Linked DNA regions of Homo sapiens: all the other regions are linked to region 1. Evidence: chromatin loops called from intact Hi-C (ENCODE). Cell type or tissue: PC-3. All regions are shown on one strand. Links, peaks and the distances in the headings refer to the core of each region. The heading gives the core; the rest is flanking DNA.

What was found. A loop is a pair of places that touch in the nucleus more often than their neighbours do. Peaks named below come from ENCODE experiments on the same cell type or tissue, not always from the same donor. Only the 100,000 strongest peaks of a DNase experiment are listed, where the experiment ranks them.
Region 2: it touches region 1 in a loop (4-fold over the local background); 13 of 110 quality-filtered maps call a loop at or near these places.
Region 3: a loop joins it to region 1, with 3 times the contacts of the local background. A loop is called at or near these places in 14 of 110 quality-filtered maps.

Annotation. Positions count from the first base shown.
Region 1 is chr2:196,532,284-196,540,019 of GRCh38, forward strand. All of the region lies in intron 1 of HECW2 (HECT, C2 and WW domain containing E3 ubiquitin protein ligase 2), which reads right to left. Among named protein-coding and RNA genes, the nearest start is that of HECW2, 57 kb to the right of the region's middle. In PC-3, for the core only: a CTCF peak has its summit at 3,654; no DNase peak of the experiment used is centred there.
Region 2 is chr2:196,598,549-196,606,284 of GRCh38, forward strand. No RefSeq gene overlaps it. Among named protein-coding and RNA genes, the nearest start is that of HECW2, 8.9 kb to the left of the region's middle. In PC-3, for the core only: no CTCF peak of the experiment used is centred there; a DNase peak (open chromatin) is centred at 3,053; H3K27ac peaks cover 1,785 bases.
Region 3 is chr2:196,583,113-196,590,848 of GRCh38, forward strand. The region is part of intron 1 of HECW2 (HECT, C2 and WW domain containing E3 ubiquitin protein ligase 2); the gene reads right to left. Among named protein-coding and RNA genes, the nearest start is that of HECW2, 6.6 kb to the right of the region's middle. In PC-3, for the core only: no CTCF peak of the experiment used is centred there; DNase peaks (open chromatin) are centred at 1,989, 2,309 and 3,759; H3K27ac peaks cover 2,650 bases.

The DNA.
Region 1 (7,736 bases), core at 1,675-6,674:
AATACTATGCAGCCATAAAAAAGGATGAGTTCATGTCCTTTGCAGGGACATGGATGAAGCTGGAAACCATTATTCTCAGCAAACTATCACAAGAACAGAAAACCAAACACCACATATTCTCACTCATAAGTGGGAGTTGAACAAGGAGAACATACGGACACAGGGAGGGGAACATCACATACCAGGGCCTGTCAGGGGGTGGGTGTCTAGGGGAGGGACAGCATTAGGAGAAATACCTAATGTAGGTGACGGGTTGATGGGTGCATTAAAACACCATAGCACGTGTATACCAATGTATTAAAACTGCACATTCTGCACATGTAGCCCAGAACTTAAAGTATAATAATTTAAAAAATAGTATGTGCAATAGGGAATAAAAGTTAATATTAAAAAAAAAATTACCATCTTCCAGGGCACATTCCTCCACACTGGCTACAATGACCTCTGGAGAGATCTTATCAACTACCTTGCTATCATCTATATTTATTGCTTATATTATTTTATTTTACTTATAGTAACACTAGTAAGGAGAAGGAGAGCAAAGAGGTGGGGAAAAGAGGAGAAGGAGGAGGGACACATTAATTTGGCATAACTTAGCGTGGCTCAGTGAACTCTTCTGTCTAGGCTGCTCCCCAAGATATCTTATTAAGAAAATACACTGAAAATATTTGGGGAAGGAAGTTGAAGAAAGTCAGATAACATACAGTTTCTTCAGCTATCATATTAATATTTTTAGGTGCATACCATGTAATTTTTCTGGTGTGGAGACCAACTGAATTTCCCCTTACTATTCTTACCTTAAATAAGATTACAATTGCATCTTAGTCATGTTTGTTTTAAGACCAAAACAGATGCTTAGCTACTATGTTTTAATTATTTGTGGTAACCAGGAATTGGACAGCTGATCTTTTGGTGAACTTATAAATTATAATGTTATGAAAATGTTCAAACAGGTAATCTTAACCTCTGTAGAGAAACTGTAGCAAAGATCCCTATGTTGATTACGAATTAGCAACCAATGACCTCTATCTATTTCCAGTGTTAAGTTTCTAGCATAAAAATGTTTATTATTGACGTGGGATAGAGCCCCTTCCATAACAGGAAGCAACCTCAACCACCACAAATGAAACTTGCCCTTTAAATTATTTTGAATCACAACAGCCAAGAGACTACTCATCTTTTTTTGTGTGTGTGGGGGGGTATCTTTTATCTAATTCTCAATTCTTCCTCCACCCTCCTGCCTTCCCCTTCAGTTTGCAGGCTGCAGGATGGAAGAGCTTCTATTCCTTAATCTCAGCAAAGTCATATGTATCCTTGTCCATGACACTGGAAAAGGAATATATATATAGGTGTAATTTCATTCTTTATTTTCCATTAACAATGTGTTTAACTAGACAAGAAGCTCTGTTACTGTCACCTTAAACTAGCCTGACTTTTTTCTGGCTCAACTTATCTCACTGTAAAACAGTTATAAGGTCAATGGTAGACTCGAGAATTTAATTAAGTGTGTAAGATGAAAGCTTTACAACTGCTTCCATTTTGCTTTGTATCAAGAACAAGAAACCAAATTTTTCTTAGGACTAAAATATAATACTAGCTTTCTGGAAAATAATTATTGTACATAATTTATAACCTCATTGCTATGAACCACCTTACCTAGTGCATCTGCTACTTTGATACTGTTCATGAGCTGTCAGCTGGGCTGGGGATTTGATTTGTTTTTCTGTTGCTGCTCCCTGATTTACTGTTGCACATTATTCCCAGAATCCTGATTTCATTTGCTTTCACTGATAATATGTATCTGCTAAGAAGTCCCAACTTTGTGTCTAAACTAAATGAGATCAGACAATTTGAAAGTAGTATGTATAATTTTAGCATCCTTTACAAGATCAGGTATTTATAGTTCTATTTCACAGAAGTATTTCCTGACCACAGGAAAGCTTCACTCTCACTGTAAATGAGTCTTCGGTGTGTGTCAGGGCCTCCGTTTTTGTGCAGGAAAAAAAAAAAAATCTTTACTCTACTTTGTTCTTCAACTATGTAGCCCTTCCCTGCCTCATGCACTAAACTGCTCATATGTCAGCATTAATAAACAGGTATAAATTATTAGTAGCAACGTACTCTGAGATCTCAATTCAGTGAGTGTGAAATACTAGGGAGGAATTTGTTACTTTTCTTCTCTTTAAATAATATATAGCCTAAGGAGCATGGAAGAATCTTTTCAGCCTCAGAAATGAGAACGGGGTTGAAATGATAGCTGAATCTTCTTCTAGTCTCTGATGCCTCACTCCATCTCCCATAAATATCAGAAGAGAGTCTGCATATTCTGGTAAATGTAGGCCAGCTGCTGTGACGCAGGAGGGAGAGCTGGGGCTTTGAGATATAAATTTTTCAAAGAGCTAAAAGTAGCTCCCAAGAACCTGCTTAACACAATCGCCTGCCCCGGCCTCAGAAAGCACTTCCATTGTCAGTCTCTACTGTGAAACAAGATGCTGCTTGCTTTGCCTACTCCAGTGGCTTCACCTGGCAGGGTGTGGCTGACTAGAATGAGCGGGATAGGGTAGACATCTCACTGCAAGTCCAAGATACCAAAATCAAATCCTATTTCAATTGCCACTTAGTTCTCCACATCTTAATGGAGAAATTTTTGAAACAGCAAATACTAACTTAACAAAGTGGCTAACTCCCCAACTAATCTATGTCCCCTTCAGTCTATACCAATTTGCACGACAAAACGATTAGGAAGAAAACAAATTGTCAATATAACAAAAAAAAAAAAACAAAAAACCCACTCTCCTTCAACTGCTAAAAACGCTAGCCCCTAAAACTCACATTTAAAGCTTCATCAGTTTCATTTCTCACAACACTCCCATAAGAGAGAAAAATAGATTTCCCAGTTTGTGAAAATCAGTGCTGTATTCATAAAGCTGGCAAAGACTCCAAATGAAGAAACACAAAATCAAGATCAGTACTAAACTAGATGTGGGTGGATCCTTGCCACCACTGTGAGAACTGCAGCCTGTTTACCATGCTAGTTTTGTTATTCTTAAGCGCCACTTCAAACATAATGTATAGCAAAGGACAAGATTCCAAATACATCAATGTTAAACATGTAATACCATACCACATCAAATTTACATGCAGCGGTTAGAGTGGTGAGTTTGGTATAATGCCTTGGATAACATACTAAAAGATAAGAGACTTACTAAAGGCAAATTATAAGGCAATTTAATTATAAGGCTCAAGCACACTGCACTTAGATCCTGTAAGTGAGAATGCTGCATCAAAATCCCTTATCCGCTTACCACATACCTTTCTGGGTCTAATGTCTGTGGCACAGTCGACCCTAAATGTGTACATAATAGTCCTGGATATTCTCTGCCTTACCCTCTCCTCATCGATCCCAAATCATCACAGTCACCTTGGAAATGCAGAGGTGCTATGAGTTCAAAACTAGCAAAAACAGAGAAAGCAGAAACAGTTTAGAAGAAGAGACTCCAGGGACAAACTGCCATAAATTATTTTATGCTGTCCCTTCACGTTTGTCTAGAATGTTTGAAATGGCTCATTTTGTTATGATACATTGCCTGAGATGTCATCAATTAGAGATCTGAGTTAACAAGTATTATGTGTTAAAAAAAAATCTACCTCCAGGGGGATCACTAGACTATGAAAAATACAATCAGATTGCTTTCCACTCTAACATCTATCAAAGAACCACAGAGAGGAAAAAATGGTTGATAGAGGCTAAATAATTTGGGAGCACTTTAGAACAACCTGGAAAGGTAATGTGTGCCCTTAGGACTTACATGACTTCCTAAAAACTTTTGGAAAATAAATACCAATTTTTCTAAATGGCCAAGGGTGGGCATGAAGGACACACTGAACAAGCCGATAATTAATAGGTCTCATCAACCAGTAACCTGATCTGTAAACACTTTGATGCTCCTGTAAAACTTACGGGATGGGACCCTCTGGCTTTAAAGAACTTCTGAGTTCATTAGTTTTCTTGGTACACCTAGGTGCATGGTTTGCCACTCTGAACTGTAGCAGCTGTGAGAGTATTCTGCATAAGGGACTACTGTAAAGGCCACTGGACTACATGAGAGAGCTGGAAAGATCAGAAATGTCAGTGGGCACTTGCTTTCCAGAGGATGTGTCTAAAGCCCACAGATACTAAAAGTTGGCATGCTCAGCCTCACAAAACTCCTGCTGCCTATGTATCTCTGTTCCCACCAACCTTAAAAATTCCTCTACCGACAAGCGAAGAAGCAATTTTAAAAAACTTTTGTTCCCGATAACCACTAGAGTCTGCCATTTTGTTCCCAGACCCCCTCCAAGGACTAATCTCCAGCTTGAAGGAAAAAAGGAGATTATAGATCTCAAAAAGTCACACAGCAAATAATCTTCAGGAGCACATAATCCAACTCTCTGGACTAGGGGCTGAGAGCCACAGAGTCAGTTATTCCCATCATTAATCTGCTAAATGGCCACTGTGCTACTCAAACTGAGCATCAATACACCAAGTTAGAAGGCCACTGAAACTCATTTGATCTTTGATGGCTGCATTGGTGGTTGTGTTGGATGAAAGACAGCAGCCACTGTAACTGAGCAAGTCCAGAGGTCCCCAAATTCACTAGGGACACAAATCACTCACATCTCACAGCTTAATCACCTAATCTCAAACATACGAGGCCAGGAAAGATGAAATTAGTAAAAAGAAAGCAGGGGCGAAAACCAATTCCTTTCTGTTCAATTTTGCCTAAAATCATTTCCATCCTAGGAAGAAGGAAGAAAGCTATTCTTCTTCCTTCTCCCTCCATATCTCAGGCCTCCTGCTCCTAGGAAAGAACAATTCAGTTCCATATGGGGTGAGTGAGCTTTGGTGGAAGAACCTGAACATCTAAACACTACAATAGAGTTTCCAGGAAAATGTGCTCCTAGACATAAACAGAAAACTGACAAAGCGATACTGGGGAAACCTGTGTGGAAACTGAGAATGTGCTGTCCATGTATGGGGACAGGGTGGGAGGTGGGAAGATGGAAAGCCTCACGATGGAAGCCAATAGATCCAAGAGGAATTTAAACATCCAACCCAGAGACCGGCGAGCTACATTCAAAACGTTTCCAATTCAGTTGAAGCTGGAGATCAGGAGGCAGCAAAGCTCTTGGCCTGCCAAGCAGACCAGACAGGGCACAGATGATTATAATTATGAAAACATGTCTAGAAAACCAGGGACAGCATGAACCAGGACGGACAACAGGAGAAGCTGAGGTGTGGCTGAACGGTACTGGTGTCAGAGGCGTTCGAACCAGAGCAACTCCATCTTGAGTGAGGGCTAGGAAAATGAGGCTGAGACTTGCTGGGCTGCATTCTCAGAAAGTGAGGCATTCCTAGCCTCTAGATGTTTATGGTTAAGGGAACAAATTAATCATGTTTACTAAACAGACCCAGACTTGGGAGTGTCCAGATATCCCGATATCTGGAGAACAAAGGCATTCCCAATTTTTCTTTGAAGATAATAATATTGATTCTTGCAAAATATAGCAATTGAGAAAATTAATCCTTTATCACAAACCCTTGTAACAGAGCCCATCTCCCCATATATACCAGCATTGTAGCTAGGGAACCTCCTACTCTGTCTGTGGAGTAGCTGTCCTTTCACCACTGTACTTTCTTAATAAATTTGCTTTTACTCTGCACTGTGGACTCGCCCTGAATTCTTTCTTGTGGGAGATCCAAGAACCCTCTGTTGGTGTCTGGATCAGGACCCCTGTCCTGTAACACTCGTACTCAACAGAAAGACGAAGGAGTCCGACAGAGACAGTCAAGTACCTGCATCGTTTCTCTACCTTACAAAGATTGCTCCCCTGTAACCTCTCCACCTCCTTCCACAAAACGATTTGACCTGAGGCATATCCTCCACTTTTTCTGATAAAGACAAACAAGGAAGGTGATAAAGGAACCAGTGGCTGTCAATTTTTAGAGTGTCACTGAGCACTTGGAGAGCTTGTTTAAAATTAAGAACGCCAGGCCCTGTCCCAAGAGATTCTGTGATACAAGCAGTTCTGGATCACACTTTGGCAAACACTGAACTGCGGTGAGGGCAGTAAAAAGGGTAATATGCTAGCTGGCATAGCAGCCCTACATTCATTCTGGCAGCGTAAAAGGTACACCGCACTTAGCAGTCCTCAGAGAGGTTTTGGGAAAGTTCTTTACACTCCTGTCCCACAGTACATTTTTGGGAGATTTAGGATGGCAGCTTAGATTAGTCTTGTATCAGGGAAGCCACCCTGGAGTTTGGTTAGTCCCAGACTTAACCAGTGCCCCTCTATACCCAGCCTTGAGTATGTAAGAAAAAAATGACTTGTCTTATTAAAAACTTTCAGTTTAAAAAAACTATAACAGTCTCATGAGCTAACATGTTCTGACAATTTTGCTTTTGCTCGTATAAGTTTTTCTCCCAGGTACCTTCATTTTATATGAAGGACAGCTCCAGTGATAAGAAAGGCCAGCTGGCAGGCTGCTCATCAAAACTCACCAGCAATAAAAGCTTAGCAGTCACCTAGGAACCAGCCGCCTCCTCTCTACCAATCAACGCACCACCACAGCAGTTTCCTCGGAGCTCAGGTACTCTTTGAAAGTGGAAAAAATAAAGGGTTTCCTAAATATCCCTGAAAAAAGACACCAAGTGCTTCCAACAGTGAGAAGTGGTGGTCTGAAAGGGAAGACTCGATTCAACTTTTTTAGTCCTAAAAGTAAGGAACTATTGCCCAAAAGGCATGAATAGTGGCAGAAGTCCAGAAGTGCCCTGGAGTCTTAAGCCGAGACTAAAGGTAGTTTGGTGGAGAAACTCTGAGCACTCCTAAGTTCTTGTCTGGGGTGCTCAGTCCCTGTAGGATCTCGGGCAAATCACTTAACCTCTCAGGCTCATTTTTACAAACCTGTGAAATGAGGGAACTCTTCCCTCCCATCCTTCCTCACAGGAAATGTTAAGGCTTACATGTCAGGAAACGTGTGACAACTTTCCATAAAATGTTGGTCAATAAACAAATACTTTTACGTAGGCCGGACGCAGTGGCTCATGCCTGCAATCCCAGCACTTTGGGAGGCCGAGGCGGGTGGATCATGAGGTCAGGAGATGTAGACCATCCTGGCTAACATGGTGAAACCCTGTCTCTACTAAAAAAATACAAAAAAATTGGCCGGCTGTGGTGGCGGGCACCTGTGGTACCAGCTACTCAGGAGGCTGAGGCAGGAGAATGGTGTGAACCTGGGAGGCGGAGCTTGCAGTGAGCCAAGATCCAGCCACTGCACTCCAGCCTGGACAACAGAGCAAGACTCCTTCTCAAAAAGAAAAAGAAAAAAAAGAAAACAAATACTTTTACGTGTACGAGTAATCTCACATGAGGGTCCCTTTGGAAGGGCTTGAACTTGCCTTAAATCTTCCTCAATCAAGTAAGTATTTTGTTTATTAGTCCTTGAGAGAATCTGAATATAAGATAGGTTCAATAGCACAAAAGGAAAGGAATTTTACCACTTTTAAAAAATATAAAGTGAAGAGGCTACCTCTGAGCACTGCAAGGATATGTGGTACATGAATATGCCTTGTTTAATTATAGAGAATTCCAAAACTGATACTATCTTTTGTTTTGTTTTTCCCATGTAAAAAGGTAGGAATGTTTCCCAAGCTATTCAGGACAGCGGATGAATGAGCAGTCACTTTGTTTTGACG
Region 2 (7,736 bases), core at 1,139-6,138, 66 kb after region 1:
AGAGGGAGGGAAGAAGTGTCCTGAATTGTATAATCATCAGTCTCCACAGAACCTGAATCTGTCCTCAGTGTGACCTAATCTGTGTAGTATTCAAAGAACGGGAGCTTCCAGGCCAGGCACCGTAGCTCACGCCTGTAATCACAGCACTTTGGGAGGCCGAGGCAGGTGGATCACTTGAGGTCAGGAGTTCAAGACCAGCCTAGCCAACGTGGTGGAACCCAGTCTCTTCTAAAAATACAGAAATTAGCCAGATGTGGTGATGGGTGCCTGTAATCCCAGCTACTCCGGAGGCTGAGGTAGGAGAATCTCTTGAACCTGGGAAGCAGAGGATGCAGTGAGCCAAGATCACACCACTGCACTCCAGCCTGGGTGACAAAGTGAGACTCCATCTCAAAAAAAGTGGGAGATTCCAACTGAAGAGGTGACTAACTTAAGCACAATATTGCCTTGAGACAGTCATTTCTGTAGTATTTTATCTGTCAACAATCCTAAGAGAATGAATTAATAGTTACAGCCAGGGAATTTGTAGAATGACCAAAGGATATCCATTTGAATGCCAAAATATATTCTTAGATGTATTATGACTTTTCTGCCTTTTTAAAGAAAGTATACTAAAGATAATTGACTCATTATTTTCATAGTGGCTATGATTTATTTATCATGCTCTAATTCAGGGATACTCTTAGAAGCTTCTATGTAGAAGTGGTCTTGCCCTTAGACTAAATGGCCTCAGGCTTCTATCGGTTTTTTTGTTATTGTGGTACTTTAAGAGTAACTTTTTCTCTAGGACCTCGCATTTTTTTCCTGTCACCGCTCATTTTTTTCCTTTCTTGATAATCTTTCTTATCTCATTCTAATTTCCTGCTTGTGGTTTTATATGGAATTGATAGACTAAATAAATATTAGAACTTTGTCTAAAATGGCTTGTGGGAGGGAGGAGGTTCAGTGGATAATGGACATGAACTTTGGTGCATAAATTTCGTGATATCTATTTTGGTTGCTCAGTATCCTTTCTTTCTGTCTTCCAGTTCTCACTCATTACCAATGATGAGAATCTCTGGGTTCTCCATTTCACATATCCTTTAAGTAAATATTTAATAACCACTTACTAATGAGAAAGGATCTCTTCTAACTATTGAGGATGCAGAGGTGAAGGGAATAGACAAAAATCCCTGCCCTTGTGATGCTGATTTTCTAGTGGGATAGGGAAGCAGAGATCAAATAATAAGCAACATGTGGCAGAGTATCAGTGTTTACAAAATCCATATGCTCTTCTACATTTTCCATCCTCGTTTGCAATTAGGATAGCCATGTGACTACTTCTGGCAAATAGAACTTAAGGAGTTTTGATGGGGCTCACTTGTGGCTGTGAAGATTAAGAATATAGTGTGACTTCTCTCATTCTCTTTGCCTTCACTGGAAACCACAGGGGCCATGTGTTGAAAAGGTATCCTCACAAAATGGAAGGAGACTGGATCCCTGAGCCATCATTTGGTGGGGTCCTGTAATGTGAGCAAGAAAGAAAGTGTTAAGCTACTTAGATGTCACCCACACTCAGAGACTTCACTCATTTGTCTGCCTAAAATGGATATTTGGTGACCAGAAGGCAATATATTGGTCTTTACCAGTAACTATGTCCTTCTATATGTTTCCGAGGCTTCCTTGTGTTAAATGGCAATGTGACTAACTATCCAATGAAATGTGAGCAGAACTAATATGGGTCACATCTGGGCCGAGATGGTGAATTACATAACGTGCCTTCTCTGTCTCCCTTTTCCCCTTCCCTAGAGACCATGAAAGGCCACATTTTGAAAGATAGCAGCACTGCAACATGAAAGTCTGGCTTTCTGAGTTCCACTTGGAAAAGAGCTACCCAAGAGAATAGCTCCACTTACCCCTAGACTTGTTACATGAATAAGAAATAACCATTTCTCATGTTAAATCACTCATATTTAGGAGTTAGTTGTCAGAACTGCTAGTGTTACTGATCCTAAGCACAAATAAATCTAAAAATGTAAATTATGTTCACATAAGTATAAGAAAAGAAGATAGAGATAGAAAGTTTTCAAGGGGTTGGAATATTAGATAGTAAACACCCTCCCTGAGAAGATGACTTTTAAATAAAGACCGGAGAAAAAGAACCAAACAAGCAGTCATGTGGGGGGAGAGCATTCTAAGAAGGAGAAACAGGCCAGGTGCAGTGGCTCATGCCTGTAATGCCAACAGTTTGGGAGAGCAAGATGGGAGGATCATTTGAGTCCAGGGGGCTAGGTGAGGAGATTACTTAACCCTGGGAGGTCCAGGCTGCAGTGTGCTACGATCATGTCACTACTGTACTCCAGCTTGGGGAACAGAAGAAGACTTTCTCAAAAAAAAGAAGAAGGAGAAGGAGAAGAAGGAGGAGAAGGAGAAGGAGAAGGGAAACAGTAAGTACAAAGGTGCTGACTGTATCAGAGATTCTGTCCACCATCACCTTGTTTTTAAGATTCTTTACAGTAGTATTTGCCCATACCAAGTTTCCAAAAAATATATTATTTTTATGAGCTTCATTCATCCATTTATTCAAAAAAGTTAAGTATTCCAGTATTCCAGGGACTAATACAAAGATATGAGTTTAATGTAAATATAGTTATGATTCTGCTGCAAAGGTATTATTACTATTAATACTTATGTTTCATTTTGTTTTGTGTGTATGATTTCATCTTTCCTGCTTGGTAACAAAAACTTTTTTTTAATCTAAAAAAAGAAAGCCAACCTGATAAAATTAGTTGGCTGAAAAAATATAATGGTTAAAGGATTCTATTTAGATTAATTCTCAACTTGTTTAGTTTGGCAAGCCTCAGTCTCCCAGATTTGTCTCCACTCTCAAGCTAGTGGCTGGGAGGAAAGGTGGCAATGGTGGCTTCTGTGATTGCATGACAGCGGCTGGGTTGCTGGATCCAGCTGTCCTCATGGCATCCTTGAGCGTGCCGGCCTGTCATGGGGAGTGGCCATCTGGGTTGCCTGGACTGCAGAAGGTTGACTGGTCCCACCCTGGTGATTCCACTTATAGCAACTGACGCCTGTGGCTGCTGTGACTCACAGTTTGATCTCACAGTTTGATCTCTCAGCTTGCACGGGGCCCTGCATTGCTCCCTAGCGGATTTGACCTCCTCATAGTTGCTGCTGCTGCTGCTGCTGCTGCTGCTGCTATAGCTTCCTCTAACATTTAGTCACATGTGCCATCAATTCCATGGCCTGGGCTCAGTAAATAAAGTTAAACTCAGAGTTTCTCTCTGCCTAACCATGACACTGCACCCCTGAATTTACTTGGCTACAGCTGCTCTCAGGTTGGCAACAGGGCATCCTGTAAGGCAGTCTCCTTCCTAACCCTTAAATATAAGCTGAAGCAAGCGTCCCTGCCCTAACATATCCACTCTTCTGGGCCAAAGCCCAGAAAGGGCATATATTTTGAGGAATACATCTGCCACACGGTGGGCCTCTCCTGTCTGCCTTATCCCATGACCTGCGAGACCTGGAAGAGATGTCTTTGCTTTCACCGCCCCTTCCTGTTTACCTACGACTTCCTCTGGTCAGAAGCAGAGCCTCTGGGCTTCCCAGTGCCTTTATGGCATGTGTTCCCTCCCAAACGCAGCCACACTGCTAAGCCTCCATGGAGGTAAAGATGGGGAAAGAGGTCTGCTAAACAATGAGGGAAACTAAATCAGGAGGTATTTTTAAAATATTACACTCGCATTATTGGCAAAGGGTATTGAACTCAGTAAGTTCACTATATAATTTCTCTTTTGAGGAATTAGTTGCACTATTATTCTAACTTAATTGTGAGGAAATTGAAGCACAGAAAGGATAAGTCATTTACCAGGATCAGCACCAGGTTTTGAACTCCTCGTGCAGTGGTTTTTCTACCATGGGGTATTGTCTCTTGTGTTAAGCTAAGATAGCTTTAAAATTACTTCTTTCCTGAAGACACCTCAAATTAATCTCACTCTCATTCAAATTACTCGCTTGCTCAGATTTCTTTTGCATTTGTTTAAATCGTTTTTTTAAAGTTTCTTACCTTCTTATTGTTTTTATTTGTTAGTATATTTCATGATGCTACTACCCCCTTATAGCATTTTCAGTAATATTTATATAGGAAAATCCCCAAATCACTTTTTGAATGAATATATATCTTCACGACTTCCTGAGATGAGAAGGCAAAATAAACAAACATATAGAAAGAGATCCCTGAGAGGATAATACTTTGGTTATTATCCTCTAATATTTGGTTACCATCTATAACAATATGGGTGAATCTCTTAAGCATAATTATGCATCTAAGAAATATCAGCTGGGCAAGATGGCTTATACCTGTAATTCCAGCAATTTGGGAGGCTGAGGTCACATGAGGTCATGAGTTCGAGACCAGCCTGGCCAACATGGTGAAACCGCGTCTCTACTAAAAATACAAAATTAGCCAGGCGTGTGGCGGTGGGTGCCTGAATCGCAGCTACTCAGGAGGCAGAGGCAGGAGAATTGCTTGAACCTGGGAGGTGGAGGTTGCAGTGAGCCGAGATCGTGCCACTGCACTCCAGCTTGGGTGACAGAGCAAGAGTCTGTCTAAAAAATATATATATATGTGTGTGTGTGTGTGTGTGTGTGTATGTGTGTGTATATGTGTATATATGTGTATGTATGTACATATGTGTATATATGTATATATGTGTATATATACATATAGTGAATGCTTTAAAAAATCCAAAATGTATAATATAATTTACCTATTTTTTCTTGTTTATAGAAAAATATATCAGATCAACTCAGCAATTCCCCTTGGCTCCAAATTCTAACCTAAAACTTGATTCTGTTTGTTGAGAAGAAGACTGGGTGATGCTACAGTTTTTGGCCAAAGGAAAGACCTTTCCCAGAAGCTGTATCATTACTGAAACTTGGGCCAAGGAGTCTATGTTGTGATTTAGGACACAGAGGTGACAGCTGATGCAGCAATTAATCTAAGGAGAGCTAAATTGAAACAGAAACATAGAAAATACATTGCTAAATTTAAAGTGTGAGGTCCTAGAAAAATCATATAAAATTAAGAATTTTAATTATGGTGTCATTTTTAGTGTTATTCTTTACCTATGTCCTGTGCCAATGTTATACTACACAAAACTTATCCTTTGGCACTGGTTGTCTCTTATGCCAAGCCAATTCTCTGGGACCCATGTTCTACCCTTCCCTGCCCTTCTTTGAGTCCTGAAAGGCTGACACTATGGACTGCACAACAGGCTCTCTTGCCCTCTGGAACTGGGGGAGGTTGGAGAGGAGGGAGAGAGAAAACTGAGAGTGGCCGGGCGCGGTGGCTCATGTCTGTAATCCCAGCACTTTGGGAGGCCGAGGCGGGCAGAACGCAAGGTCAAGAGATGGAGACCATCCTGGCCAACATGGTGAAACCCTGTCTCTACTAAAAATACAAAAATCAGCTGGGCATTGTGGCACGCACCCGTAGTGCCAGCTACTTGGGAGGCTGACGCAGGAGAATCACTTGAACCCAGAAGGCAGAGGTTGTGGTGAGCTGAGATCGTGCCACTGCACTCCAGCCTGGGCAACAGAGTGAGCTTCTGTCTCAAAAAAAAAAAAAAAAGAAAGAAAGAAAGAAAGAAAAGAAAAGTGAGAGTGATTTTTTCCTCCCCAACTTCCTCCTCGACTTGGTGATGCAGGTCCAGCATCCCTCCTGTCAGTCCATGCCCCTTCCACTGCCCCAGCCCTCTCTGGACTCCAGGGACATCCTTGCCTTCCCTCCTCCCTTTGTGCCTATGAATAGTAGCAGCATCCCAGTGTTGCAGATCCCTGGGTGCTTCAACATTCCTTGTTAGTTTTCTTAACCCTGCCCAAGCCTCTGCGAATAGATGTTTCATGACATTATGTACAACATCCCAGCTCAACATGCCTTCTATTTTCTGCTGAGCTTTTGACAGACATTCTTTTTCAGGATATTTACACTCCAAGAAATGATAGATTCAGACACAGTTAGAAGTACATTTAGAGTAGACAGTCTTTACAGTTCAGATTAATAGAGTTTGAGTCAATACAAACCAAATCAATTGCCATCAGGTCATTTGAGACCTAGCTTCATTGAGAATTTTTACTTACATTTTGAAGGTTCAAAAATTTTAATTTTATCAATTTACCTGGAGATAATGGAACCATAGGGAATCTATTTATGTCAAACAAACCCATAGGACACTGAGTGATAATTCCAAAATTCAATTTATTAACTTGCAGAAGAAAATCTCTGGCATCAAAACTATTAGGCCATCCACCCAGGGTTCTCCCTTCTGGTGGGTAATACTGTTTAGAATCTGAAATAACAGATCAGATGTTTGTATCGTGTTGAGCACAGAGTTAGAACTAGAGGCGCTGGATATTTTTAAGGGAGTTTCCCATGAATTTATGTTGACATATGAATTGCTGTTATATACACAAGTATATGCCTACATTTAAAAAACAAAAAACAAAAGCAAACACAGTACCTACAGGGAACACTATACAGTAATAGGGATAAACAAATTATAACTACATACCAATACGTCTTGACTTATGATGGGGTTACATTCCAATAAAACCATTGTAAGTTGAAAGTGGGTTTTGACTTACAATATTTTCAACTTACAACAAGTTTATCCAGATATAACTGCATCATAAGTTGAGGTACATACTGAATGCATGTTGCTTTTGCACCATGGTAAAGTGGAAAAATAATAAGTAGAACCATTGTTAAGTCAAGGTCTGTACAACCATTGTCTGAAACAATATGGTTGAATCTCCCAAGCGTAATGTTGAGCGAAAAAAGACACAAAAAAGCATATATTGTATGGTCAGGATAGCAATTACCTTGGGTGGGGAGGTTATGATTGAAAGAGAACCATGAGAGGGGATTCTGGGAAGCTGGTGATGTTACCTTATATAATCTTGGTGCTAGTTATACAGGTAGATTCATTTGTGAAACTTTATTGAGCCGTACATTTACAATAGGGGCTTACCTTTTGTATTTATATTGGAAGCCAATGAAAAATTTTTAAAAATTACCAGTACCACTTTTAGAACCAAAGCTTGCTCTCTTTCGGAAAATGCTATAGACCTACTGACAAACTACCACCCAACTTCTCCAAGGGGATACTCATTGATAGTACTAAACGCTTCTTCCGTGACATTATTTCAAGTAATAACATCCAGTGTTACAACTATTTTACATTAGCCTCTTATCATTTTCGGATATCTTCCAGATGAAACATAACACTTTTCTGGATGATAACACTCTTTTCCCATTCACAAAAATGCTTAGAAATCATTTCCTAAGCTTGGCTATTTCTGGAGAGTCCCATTGATGTGTTTCAATTTTTAATCTCATTATTTATATGTTTATATGTCTTCTTGATACATAAGAGCAGTGATTTGTAACCAGATGTGTGCCTTGGAATCACCACACACACTGAATCAAAGCCTCTATACTTAGAGTCTCTGCTGTGCTCTGAATGTTTGGGTCCCTCCAAAATTCCTACATTAAAACCTAATGCCTAGTGTGATAGTGTTAGGTGGTGGGGCCTTTGGAAGGTGATTAGGTAATGATGGAAGAGCCCTCATAAATGAAATCGGTACCCTTATTTAAAAAAAAAAAAAAAGCCCAGGTATCTTGTTTGCCTCTTTCACCATGCAAAGACACAGCTAGAAGATACCATTTATGAACCAGGAAATGG
Region 3 (7,736 bases), core at 1,803-6,802, 51 kb after region 1:
CCATGCTCCTCTACTTATGACAACCTCTCCTAGTTTCTCATGCCAACAACTGCTTCTTCTTCCTGTAATCACCAATCCTAAATATCACCTACATACCTGAACTACCCCAGGGAACTCCTGCAGAGGTATCTTCTGGCCTGGCAAGCTCCTATATGAAGTAGCAAAATTCCAGATCACATGGCAGAAGGCACTGAGGATCTCATCCACAGACTGATGAAATCTTCATTTCCACACTTACTTCTCTTTGAAGATAAATACTCCTAAATTTCTGAGTTCTGATGATTTAAAATGATGTTTCTCAAACTTTACTGTGCATCCAACATATGTGAGGATCTTTTAAAAATGCAGATTCAAATTCAATAAGTCTGGTGTGGTGCCTGAGATTCTGCATTTCCAACAAGCTCCCTGGTGATCCTGATGCTGCCTGGACTGTGGACCACACTTTGAATAGCAAGGAGTTAGAAGACTTACGAAGGAAGAAAGTTCTGAGATGAGAGTTATCTGAATGAACTAGGCCTCCAAGACTTGACTTTCTGACATTTTAAAAGTCCAAAATGTTAATCTTTTAGTATCCTGTGTCAATTAATATCTGATCTATATAAATAACAACCCTTCATAATGGTCCATGAAGAAGAAATAGATGGTTCCTTTAGCCATTAGGCATTGGTTATTGAATATTCACTATGTGATCAATACTGGGCATTACACAGGGGCATCTGCCAAGTTTCCATATATTTAGAGTGCTTAAAATCTAGGTGGCAAGAAGACTAATGGAAAACAATAACTAGTGTACCACCTAAAACAGCAGATGATTAAGATTTTAATTGCTACAAACGAGTGATTCCCAAGAGGGTAGCATATCAGCATCTGGGTGGAAGGCTAAACACACTGTCTCCCAACTCCTCCTATAAGATACTTACTCCACCCTTACTCTTACTGTCAATCACTGACAAGGGAAACTACACTGAATTCCAGGAATGGCATATTCTTCAGAAGGATGAGGTGGGAAAAATGACAAAAACCACTGTTTTTAAATTGCATACAGAAGGGCAATGGAGACCTGGGGCCTGAAAGAGTAAGTAGAAGTGGTGGGCATTCCAGGTGGGAGTTGCTTCCTGTGGTAAAAGTACTGAGGTGGAGATGAGTCTAGGGTATTTATGGGACAGGAAGAAGACCTGTCTAATTAAAGTAAACTAGAGTGTCCCACTCACCATCACCCTATTTTTAGTGGAGGAAGCATGGAAACTATCTCCTAAAAACCTGATGACCACCTGTTAAAAACACTGAAGAGATATTTCTTTACAGAAAGGCTAAACTAGTTTACCTCTCAGATCCTTTCCAATTTTTCCTCAAGTGCAGAACAAAATTCTGATTCTTCTCCAACCCATAATTCTAAATTGAATCACTTGTCTTGCCTGCTGTTGACCATGGCAGACAAGTGAAGAGAATGTGGATGTGTAAAACTCCCTATAAATTAAAAAAAAAAAAACCTAAATCACTGCATTAGGTTAAGCATTCCATTGCTGCTTAGCATCCCCAGTTCTCTAAGACTGTTCTCATAGGGCTATTTTCAACTCTGTCATCAATCATCTTTGTTACTCTTCCCTGAACCCTTTCCAAATTATCCTCATCCTTCTTATATAGGCAAGTGATGAATTACACTTCAGGTTTTCCCTGAGCACTCCATCTAAAGGAAGTCTCAGTTACACAACATTCTCTGCCAAAGCCCACCTCGACAAAGCACTTAATGTACTTCCAACTAGGTTTTTTCATTTGTTGCTTATGAAATATTTAAAATATACATTTAGAAGTTCATATTGTTAAGAAGTTAATATAACAGTAGCCCATATACCAAATATTACTTCCTTAATTTATGGTCAATGTGGACATCTAACTCTCTAATAAAAAAAATTCATAGTCTAAGATTGTGGCATATGGTTTTACTTGCTAATAATTTTCCCTTCCTTGTTTGTCTTTGCCATGATTCACTGTGGCCTAAGTATATTACTGAGGTATACCATACATACCAACGCCCAGATTTAACAAACATTAATATTTTTGCCTTGTTTTGCAATTATATACTTATTTATTTATTCATATATGTGTGGCCTGTTTTCCATTAGATTCTGTCTTATCTGGACAGAGCCATGTCTGATTATTAACCTCTTTTATACCCATTACTTAGCATAGAGCCTGGCATATAAGGTTCAATGAATAATGCATGAATGACTTTTGTCCTAGTATTAAATAAGGGCCATCACAATGGATGACTTATTAAACAAAAGACAATGATTCCATCTTTATTAAAAGTCCAAAGAGGGGAAAAAGGAAATGAGTCTTTATTAAAGAATGGGGTTTACATTTAAATGCATGCTATAGCTGGATATCGGACATTAGGATGAGTTAGTTGAGCAAGGTACAGAACTTCCCTTCCCTAGGGGCTCCTTTCCCTTGTTCCCTGAATAGCACATATATCTGCCTAGATAACAGTGATACAGAAGATGAGCTCTTCTAGCTCGTGTAGCTTAGAGATGCCAACTCAATGGCTTAAAGAAGGAGAGAACAAAGGAGGAGAAGGAGAAAGAGAAGAGAGGAAAAAATGGAGGGAGGAAGGGGTGGGGGCCTATACGGAGGGTATCCAATACCACTATAAGACCAGAAGAAATCATTCATTTTTTCTAGATTATGCCAATGGCAATAAAGATTATGTCCTGAAAACCTTAGAGTATGAAGTCCATTTGGATAAAATGAAGTGAAGCCTAAGGCAAAAACTTAAGAAAGATCATATCCAACTGTCAGAGAAATCTGACAGTTTTCTCTACCTCCTTCAGCCTGTACTCCCTGCCACCCAATATCTTCATGCAAAATCCTAAAAGTCTGGGTCCCTCCTGCCATGGTTCTCTACATGCTCTCAAATACCAAATATACACTCGTGTCTACTCCCCATCAAAACTTACTGGGTCTAAGTTCTATTACTTTGAGCTCTTATTCTTCTAGCAGGTCACTGAGAGATACTATGCTTATGATATAAATGGCTGTCTATTACTGAAAATATCACTTCCTTAATTTACAGTCAATGTGAACTTCCAACTCCCTAATAAAAAATTTCATAGTCTAAGATTGTGGCATATTGTTTTATTTGTTAATAATTCTCCCTTCCCTCTCTGTCCTTGCCACAGTTCACCACGGGCTAAGCATATGACTTAGGTATACCACTTGATATAACACAAATCATTTCTAATCACTGTCATAAGGAAATGTTTTTCTTGCTCCAAAGATATCTTACTCCACAGATAAAATATTACACGAGCACCTTTCCACTATGCAGCTAGCATATGTCAGCTTGGGGAAGCAGTCTTACACTCACTGCCCATCACTTTGCACAGCAAACTCACAGACACAGGGGCCACAGTTTGGTTGAATCCATAGTTTCCACTGTTTCTTTTTGTATTTCCTCAAGATCAGAGGGTATTACGTCTTCTCCATGAAGTGGGTAGCATGTGGATTGGCTTCTTTCTAAGTACAACTCCTTTTCTTCATGAAGCCATCACCTTATCTGTACCTGAGCCCAGTACCCTGTCAGTTCTGTCCCGAGCAACTTTTCCACTCTCATGAATAATGGTTAACCAAAAAAAAAAAAACAAAAAAAAACTCTTCCTATAGCACAAGTTTTCAGTGACAAATGAACAAAAGCATCACCGAGCACTCATTTCTGAACAAATGCCAAAAGCTGATTCATTCTCTGCATGACATCGGTGGTTTCATCCAACCATAAAGTGAAATATCTGCTAGCGTGCACTTGATAGTAATCGCTCTTCCACACTCCACTCCACTGATATTATGCCACAGCCAACCATGTTATTTGACAAAGGAGTTTTGTCAATAACTTCTGGTTTCTCTCTAAGGATAATGTTTGTCTTTAACTTTCCAGCTGATTTTCCAAGTGTCTCTTCAATAATATGACTCATACTTATTTTGCTACAAGGATCCTTTAATGATGCTAATAGAATTATAATCTCTTACCTACCTTTAGCCATATAATACATTAATTTTATAAAGGAAAGCATTATTGTGTGCCTGTCCTAGAAAACTTCAATAGTATAACAGAGAAGCCACTGTGCTTTGTTCGAAAATGACACAAAAACATCCATGGCTTCATGCCACTATTGGACAAAGTTTCATAACAGGCAACGATTACGGATTCATTTGGTCCTAATGGGGATAGCAAGTCCAATAAAAAATAGTTTTGAGATAGTCATTGTCATATTTCCATTTGCACTTTTCAATTTCAGCTACTGTTCTGAAATTGTCACTCTCAGAGATTCCCTTGTCTCTATACATACATATTCCCATTTTATATGCAGTGGGATTCAGTTCTCTAAGTATGTTTATGGTATTCTGAAATGTAGCATTTACAGTACTATTTTCATCACTATTTTTACACTTCAATGAACTACTTTTGAACCACTTATCTAGTTTTGTGAAATGGGAATACAATTTAAGAACAGCAAAAACAAAAAATATTCTTTTAACAAATAAAAAATAAGTAAATGATATAAAAATTATATTAACAAACATGAAGTGGACCATTAACAAAATGTAAGCTATACGCACTCACCAGTGCAGTCTTTGCAGCACAAATACAATCTTAAATATTATAATAAGTTTTAAGAACATAAGGGGATGTCTGCTGAAATCATAATTAAATGGCCTATCTCAAGGCCCTACAGGCTTTGCAACACCCACACCACCCTTCTGGTCTCATTTCTGACTTCCCCCTTGTCATTCCACCCCATCATGCTGATCTTGCAAATCTTTGAACATATCCAAACACATTCTTTTCTCAGGGCCTTTGCACTGGCCATCCTGCAACTCTATCCCTCAGGTATTTGTATTAAGCAACTTCTCTTACCTTCCGTTAACTCTTTGCTTAAGGTCTCTTTCTCCATGAAGCCTACTCAACCACACTTACCCTGTCCTACTTTCTCTTTCTTCCAAAGCACTCATCTCCTTCTAGCATCATATATAATTTAGTTATTTGGTTTATTATCTGTCTCCCACCTCCCACCTGCCTGCCCCCAACAGAATGAAAACTCTACAAGGTCAGAGATCTTTGTTTTATTCATTGATATATTCCCAGCACCTAGATCAGATACTAACCCGCAGATGGAGCTCAATACATATTACTTGAATGAACAAATAAATGAATGGATGAATGAATTAAATTTTTTCATTGCTTTTCCCTTCTAACCACCAAACTGCCTATGGATCTTACTTTGAGAATTAAAAAGAAAATGATAAGCCATCAGAGGTTTTTAAGCAAAAGAATTATATCAATAGAATGGTATTAAAATAGACAAGGTCAGGAGATGATTTAAAGTTTGGAGAGGCTAGATCCAAAGAGTTTAGTTAAAAAGTCAACCAATGAAAGAGATAAGGAAGGGCATAAATTTCCAATTACCAGGACTTCTTAAGTGGTTTATTTCAAACCTACAATTCACATATCCATAGATACATTATCAATGTTTATCTATACATACATTGCATACACACACACACACATATACGTTGAACAAGACTAGAAGAAGCTAAGGACATTTCTCATCATATGGATATAATACATATACAAGCTTATCACTTGAGTCATAGTTAGAACAGCCATAAATCCTAGTTTTCCTGGCACAGTCTCAGTTTATACTTGTTGATCTAATGCCCCTTCCAGTTAGTACCATATTTTACTCTCAAAAGTGTCCTTGTCTGGATTTTTTTAAATTACATAGTCATCCTACTTATAAAAAAGATACATAGGCCGGTCACGGTGGCTCACACCTGTAATCCCAACACTTTGGGAGGCCGAGGAGGGTGGATCATTTGTCAGGAGTTCAAGACCAGCCTGGCCAACATGGTGAAATCCTGTCTCTACTAAAAACACAAAAATTTGCTGATGGTAGTGGTGCGTGCCTGTAATCCCAGCTACTTGGGAGACGGAGGCATGAGAATCGCTTAAACCCAGGAGGCGGAGGATGCGGTGAGCCAAGATTGCACCACTGCACTCCAGTCTGGGCAACGGAGTGAGACCCTGTCTCAAAAAATAAATAAATAAATAAATTTCTTCTTATTTAGACATGCTGACCAAGCTTTTGAGGACTTCAGTGGAGTGAGTTTGGGAAAGGTGACAGCCATAATTAATTATAACATCCACTGGCCAACATAGTAAGTGAGCTGTGTTACAAACACACAATTCTTTGGTAAAGGAGCATAGCAACTACTGCAGAAGCAAATGCCACAAACTTCATATATCTAAGTTGGGTAAAGAATCCAAACCCTTGCCAGGTCACCTGCACAATCTCAAACCCCCAAGAGAATTTTCATGTGGTGAACAGACACAACAGTTCTCCCTCTCTGCGACCCCTCTGTATGAAAAGCTGAGACCCAAACCAAACACTGGAGACACAAGGGAGTACAGAAAACAAAAGCCCTCCTATTATCCTCATGGCCCTGAGAGCTTGGAAACTAAGAGAATGTGGAATCAAGTCTTCACAACAACACTTGTGTTCTGGAATCTCAGTAAATATCCAAGATCTGGACCAGACACTAGATCTTGAAACTTGCATTCCTACCTCTAAGAGCCATGGTAACCACTAGGTCTGCAAACAGGTTTTGTAGAAACTGCTCTCCCAAATCAAAGGATTTGTCCCAATTAGTGTCAGCTCTAGATATATGGACAGGTGTTAATTCATATTGTGCTTGAAGACAATAATAATATGGGCTTACAGCCACGGCAGATGCTTAGTAACTTAAGAATAAAACTATTTTATTCACTATGTGTGTAAATAGATGACAAGCAATTATCTCATTCTCCTATCTTCCTTCCTCCTATTTCATTTTTTCTTATATATTTTTCAGGTTTAAATTTTTCTGATTTTCTAGCTTTGCATTTAATAAATAAAAGACTGAAATAAGGCAAGACTCAAAATCTGGTGTCGGAAGAGGGGTGATGAAAAAAATTCAGGATTCCTTAATATCTAGGGTGACCAGATAATTATCACCCAAACCAGGACACTTTTACATGTGAAAGGGGGTGCTTTTGATAATTAAGATAAACCAACAGGAGTAAACTGGCACTGTCACAAGCAAAGCAGGGCATCTCGTCACCTTTCTAATCTCTCATTCATATCCTGATACAAAAGGCATCCTGTGTGTAATGAAGCAACCTCTGCCTCTGTTAAATCAATCAAACTTCAAACATAGTCCTCCCTCTTTCAGGCCAGGCCTGGCTTTTGATAACAGAGCTGGAAAGGTTTTCACCCAATGCTGCCATTCCCTATCCAACACACCAAGCAAAACTGGTTCCAGTTTTTCCCAAGAAAGTAGTCAGCAATGCACAAGAATGTGGATCCAGGCCAGGCCCACAGCAAGCCCCAGGCGAGAAGCCTCTGGTTTCTCTTAAAGGAACACTTCACAACAGAGAAAGCCACCTGGTTAGAGGTTACACAGATACCAACCATATAGACTTAACAAGCATTTTGAATGCAAGATCATTTCATTGATGTGTAGGCACATATTAAAACTGGGAAGATCCCAAAAGCCACCTCTCCTGCAAAACACATTCATCTAGGAGAAAACGCCAAAGCATCTGTCCTCAACTACAGGTAACAACCTTGGTTTCTTTGCCTTTGGCTGAAATCAGTGTTGCAAAAGCCTTTTAAAAGAGTAAGAAAATATAGGTTTTTCTC